2 separate regions of the Homo sapiens genome follow, and region 1 is linked to region 2. A link is a contact called in ENCODE Hi-C data. All regions are on one chromosome and are shown on one strand. The core of a region is the stretch at or near the end of the contact, and the rest is flanking DNA. Distances in the headings are between cores, read along the strand shown. Region 1 has its middle 340 kb from the start of CCSER2. Region 2 has its middle 210 kb from the start of CCSER2.

Evidence for each region. A loop is a pair of places that touch in the nucleus more often than their neighbours do. Pooled maps may share reads with other maps.
Region 1: a loop to region 2 is called in a map of K562, with 2.4 times the contacts of the local background. The contact joins two enhancer-like sites. A Hi-C loop is called at or near these places in 1 of 168 maps with a recorded cell type or tissue (K562), 2 of 37 single-sample maps with no recorded cell type and 8 of 50 pooled maps.

The regions. Positions count from the first base shown.
Region 1 is chr10:84,664,666-84,667,365 of GRCh38, reverse strand. No RefSeq gene overlaps it. Among named protein-coding and RNA genes, the nearest start is that of CCSER2, 340 kb to the right of the region's middle. Within about 2 kb of position 1,270, at least 2 of the 41 ENCODE cell types and tissues checked have a DNase peak (open chromatin) inside an H3K27ac peak, as active enhancers do.
Region 2 is chr10:84,538,741-84,541,465 of GRCh38, reverse strand. No RefSeq gene overlaps it. Among named protein-coding and RNA genes, the nearest start is that of CCSER2, 210 kb to the right of the region's middle. Within about 2 kb of position 1,250, at least 2 of the 41 ENCODE cell types and tissues checked have a DNase peak (open chromatin) inside an H3K27ac peak, as active enhancers do.

The DNA.
Region 1 (2,700 bases), core at 21-2,520, 130 kb before region 2:
CAGATGCCACAGCTCTGCCCAATGAGACATGAGAGAAAGTCTGCGGGAATACCTGGGAAAGTGTCCTTTCCCCATTTCCCATTCATTGCACTGCCCCATCCCATATGTGTCCTTCCTGTTCCTGCCTGGGATATGAACAGGAGGCTGGAGAAGGAGCAGCCGCTATTTTGCCACCCGATAGTAATATGAGAATGAAAGTTGTAAACTGAGAATAGCGGAGCAGAAAGACAAGGAGTTCAGGGTACAAATGCCAGTTTGCAGGAGCCACCCCCCACCTAGACTCCTGTCCCAGATGTTTAGTCCCATGAAAAATACGTATACTCTTACCCTACTTGAAGCCATTTCTTTTTAGATTTCTATAGGTGCATCTGACAAATAGACATGACACTGTGTGAGTTCACTAAGCAGAGGAAGTCTAAAATAATTGCTATTTAAATTGCCAGCCCCACAGACCCTCCAGTTCTGTAAAACTCAAAGTTCTTTTGGGCTGCTGGGAGTTAGTCTACACCAAATAAATTCTGACCCCCAAATCCATGGCCTGGGAATATCCGCCAGGTCCTGATTCCCTGGAGGCTTAGCTGTGGCCATGTAACTCTCTACAGAAGCCTTGGCATGAAGTTTAAGAAATCAATGGGAAGTAGAACACCAGGGTCTATAGACGATTTAGAGACATGTTTAGAATGTAGGGATGAGGTGACATGGAGAGAGCGATATGCCACCCCACTGCACTGCTGATGTATCCTGGCACTCAAGGATGTCCAATAACATGAAGCCATAAAGACTGCAAGTTCTGTGCGTGGACAGCTCCTGCGGCTCATCAGCCTAACTATTATCTGCATGAGGATCCCATCAAGACCAAACCCACACCAGTCATACGAACAGAGATAATTTAGTATAAAAAATTGCTAACTAGGTGTAAAGTTATTAACTAGGTAACGGAAAGGGTAAAAAGAGAACTCTAAGGTATTACAGAAATAGTCACTATAGGAACAGCCATTTTCACTAGGTCCAGAGGAACAAAGGGAGAGAGGTTGGAATTATTAAAACAGAAATGTAGAGAAGTCCTTTGAGACGAAACTCAGACTTTAGAGTAGAGCGGACCAGCCAGTGCTGGGTCTCCATGGCAATGGAGTGGTGTTGGGGGTGTGGGGTGCAGTGAGTCTAGCTCGTCTAGGGTTGGAAAAACTGCAGACTGAGTTCTGCTGCCTGTGGGGGCAGGGGAGCATTGCAGGTTGCGGTGGGGAGGAGCACACTCCCCTCTCACGCCTCTCCTCCTGCCCTACAGGCACCTTCCGGCGCCCTCTACTGGCAAAGCCCAGCATAATAAAGAAGGGGCAAAGCAGGAATGTGGGGCTTGTAGAGTCCCAAATCCAACATCAGCTGAGAGGCATTGGAGCTGAGAGACAAATATTTAGTAACTAGCACAAGATCGCTGTAGCAGATACTCAGTGAACAGTGTTTGCCTATATATTCAGAAAGATACTAATTAGCAGAAGCCAGAAAGTAGATCTTAGAGGTTCAGAAGCATCCAAACACATTGAGGGGATGGGAGAGGGGGCTGGGAGGAGTTGGTAACCAGGCAGAAATTAATAAAGAGTATTGAATTTGATTCCCAGAAGCCAGCCCGTTCTCACTATTGAAAGATCAAAGCAGGGCTAAGAAAACGGGAGAGGGGATGGACCTGCTGCAGGAAATAGCCTGTCATAGGGTGCGTGTGAATTTCTTCTGGGGGTGTGGCAACCAGAGGCTTCAAGTGGTTGCTCCTTCTCAGGATCCTTTTTTCCCCTCACATTAAAGACGTTGATCTCAGAAGGGAAGGGGATCAAATGCTTCATCTCAGGAGTATGAGGCTGCTCGTCCCCTGTTCCTGAGATTTGTAACAAGAGTCCAAGTCAACTCAGCCAGGTTCCTGGGGACTCCCAAGATGCTAACAGGCTCTCAGAGCAAAAGGAGGCCAAGCGGGTTGGAGAGGCATGGGCAGGTGAGCAGAAGGAATCTGGAGGGACTCACTGAGGCATTAGATTTCTCTGTGTGGCGTCCCTCACATTGCTTAGGCAGAAGGTGACAGACTAAAATGTTAACATAACTATGTCCCCAACTTTGCCCTAACACCCCGCCCATCCCCACTAAACAGCATCATAGCCTGCCCTGATGCCGTTTCCTCCCTTCCTCCAAGGTCATCATCCTTGCTTTTGTGTTGCAGAATGGAGAGGAAGGGCATACAGAGGGAAGTACCCAGGGGTGAGAGACTATAGCCATGTAGAGGGGTCTTTTGAGGACCAAGTCTTGGGGAGCAGCTGTGGTGAGGGAGGCAATGTGAGAGAGAATAAAAGGGCAATTTAAAAGGCATTGGAAGAGATCATGCTTTCCCTTCATGGGCCTATAAAAGTACCAGCAAAGAATGTAAATTGGTTTGAAGTGATTTTGGGTTGTATACACTGTGTTCTTTTAACCACAGCTCTGCTTTGAGAATAAGCCCACGGTGGCTCTGTAAAAGTCATAAAAATAATCTTGAAATTCCCCTCAGAGATGTAGGGACTGTCAGAGGATCCCTGAAGCCTTTTCTACTTTGATTTCCAGGCCCTTTCTTTGCCAGGCCTGCTCTGGCCTTGGCCTTCCTGCAATAGCTCTCACAGACTCAGCTCCTTCCCCCTCCTCCCAGAACTTCCAGTCTGTTCTGTGTCACTTGGGGTCCCTTCC
Region 2 (2,725 bases), core at 1-2,500:
CCAATGCCCAACTAAAGACAGGAAATTCGAGGTGAGTGACACCCAGAGGTTCGGAGAGGAAATGACACCTGGAAAGCCTGGCCCTTAAGTCCAGCCTTTGCCCTGAGGGGTGGGAGCCCATAGGCCTTCCAGCTGGGTCCCCGCAGGAGAGGCCTGGAGAATGGAGGGGAGAGCACTTCGTTGTCATCTGGATCTGCCTGCAGCCCCGGTCACCTGGCTGAATCTGGGCAGGGCCAGGCCAGGCCCACCTTGGACAGGTGCCCTGCACCGCGTGGACAGGACCGAGGCTCGGGAATCCTTGCTTCCCACGGCAAATTTTCCCTCTGGAAAACGGGAGAGACAGAAACGTGTTGCACGGAAGCACCGGGAACGCGGCGCGCCCACGCTTCTGGCCCTGGCTGGGGGCGCCGTCGGGAGACCCATCCCTCATTCCGAGGGAGCCCCCCAGGACCCCCCCGCACCGCGCCCTCCCTCTCCCCTGCGCTTGAGAAGGACTTGGTGCCTCCAGGTCGCGGGAATCTTCATCACTTCTGCAGCACTGGAGGAGGGCGCCGTTTCCACCCCTCACCATAGGCTGTAGCCGCAGGCCAGGACGCTCAGCTGGCCCCGCTGGGGCGTCCTGGCAGACAAAGTCGTCAAGAGGATTTCCAAGCGCAGCGAAGTTGCCCCTCAGATGATCAGGCAGGGTCGGGGGACCCGGCCCTGGGATCCCGCGGCCCGTTAGCTAGCCTGACTCAGCCCCGGTGAGGCGGATCCGGAGCGGGAGCCGGGCGCACTCGTGTGGCCATGCCTGGGAACGCAGGTCCGGGAAATGGGCCGCCGGGAGCTCAGGACCAGCTGCCAAGACCCCAGGGAAAGAAACATCATCTGGAGGAAGGAGGCGAAGGGAGGGAGGCCCCGGGAGCCCCTTGACAGGCCTCATTCACGCTCTGCATGTTGGAAGGCCCTTGACAGAACTGAATCTTTTATGATGGCCAGAGATGCATCCCCTTTGAAAGGAGGGCTGCCAGGTAGCACAGCCCTGCATCCTGTTCCCCAAGTTTCCCTTTCCCCTGGGGACTCACTGAGCACCTAGTCACCCCACGGCTTTGCTCTCCCTTGGGAGCTCTAGCCTGAGTCCGGTGTGAGGCTCCTCCAAGGCTGCCCTGAAGATTTGGAGGCAGCCTAAGAGACATAGCCCAGGGTAACAGGAAACAAGACAGTAACAGACAACTAAGCCCTGTGGAATCCATTCATTCCACAGGAGGTGGGGCGTGACCACCATGAGCTAGCCACCCTGGAAGGCTCTGAAGCTGTGTCCTTTGCACGCTACAGGAGGCTTTTGAATTCGACCACCAAAATTCAGACTTACCAAAGGGCAAACCCCACAGTGAGTCCTCTGCTCAGCAGGGGGCTTCTGGGTTCCTTCCCTGCTTTAAGCCCAGAAAGAGACCTCACATACTTCTGGCTCCCCAGCCCTATGCACCTCTGACGTGAGAACTCACATTTAATGGGGAGTTACTGTGTGGGAGGCACACACTCCCTTCTGATCATTTGGGTGGGCACTGGTCCTACCCAGTTTCATTCAAGAATTGGAGTGTGACTGATGTGGTTTGGCCATGTCACCACCCAAATTTCATCCTGAATTCTCAGTTATTGTGGGAGAGACCTGGTGGGAGGTAACTGAATCATGGGGGCAGGTCTTTCCCGTGCTGTTCTTGTGATAGTGAATAAGTCTCGTGAGATCTGATGGTTTGAAAAACAGAGTCTCCCTGCACAAGCTCTCTTCTCTTGTCTGCCACCATGTGAGACCTGCCTTTCACCTCCTGCCATGATTGTGAGGCCTCCCCAGCCATGTGGAACTGTAAATCCATTAAATCTCTTTCTTTTGTAAATTGCCCAGTCTCAGGTATCTCTTTATCAGCAGCATGAAAACGGACTCATACAGTGACCTTAGATGTGCTAAGAGTAAACTGGAAATTTTGAAGAAGTTCATCCAGGCAGATTGCCTTCACATTTTGGCCAGCTGCCTGGGAGCTTGATGCCATCTTTTGGATTTAGCCCAAGATTCTCAAACTTGTGATCAGTTATACTCCAAGGAATCCATAAAGGAATTTTGCTTTATTTAGTCATTTCATGGAGCATGGCGCACTGGGATATGTTGACAGTCATTTGATGTGATTGTGAGTTTGTTATTGATATAATTAGTGCAGCCAGAGAAAAGCAGCTAAAACTTCTGGGAAATTGACTCGTAATATTGTAACACATAATATAGGGGAAAAAGCAGAACCACAATAATGATTGGGGACTTGTGGTTCCTGTGCGCTTGAAGATGTGTGTGCTTGGGATTTTGATAATTTACAAAGCTTTATGCCCTCATCTCTCTGCTTTCCAGCCTTTTTAAGATCTGAAAGGAAATTTGCAAATTGGCTTCTGAAAACTATAACTGATACATCAGCAAATCAGAGCTGGCCTTGGTGAGTGAAGTCCAAATGCTGGGGCCCAGACCTGGACCCCAGTGATGGAAGGAGCACTGTATACCTGGAGACCAAAGAATCCTTTTCAAAAGAGACACCCACTTCAGGTGCAGGGGTGGCTCATTCTACTTCTGAGAAACAAACTTGCCTTCCCCCTGCCCCTCCTTTCCCATTGTTGACAACACCCCCACCCCAATCCCTGGCCTGCTGACACAGAGAACGTGTCCCAACTGGCAGAGCAAAGTTGTTTGGAGCCACTGAACACTTTA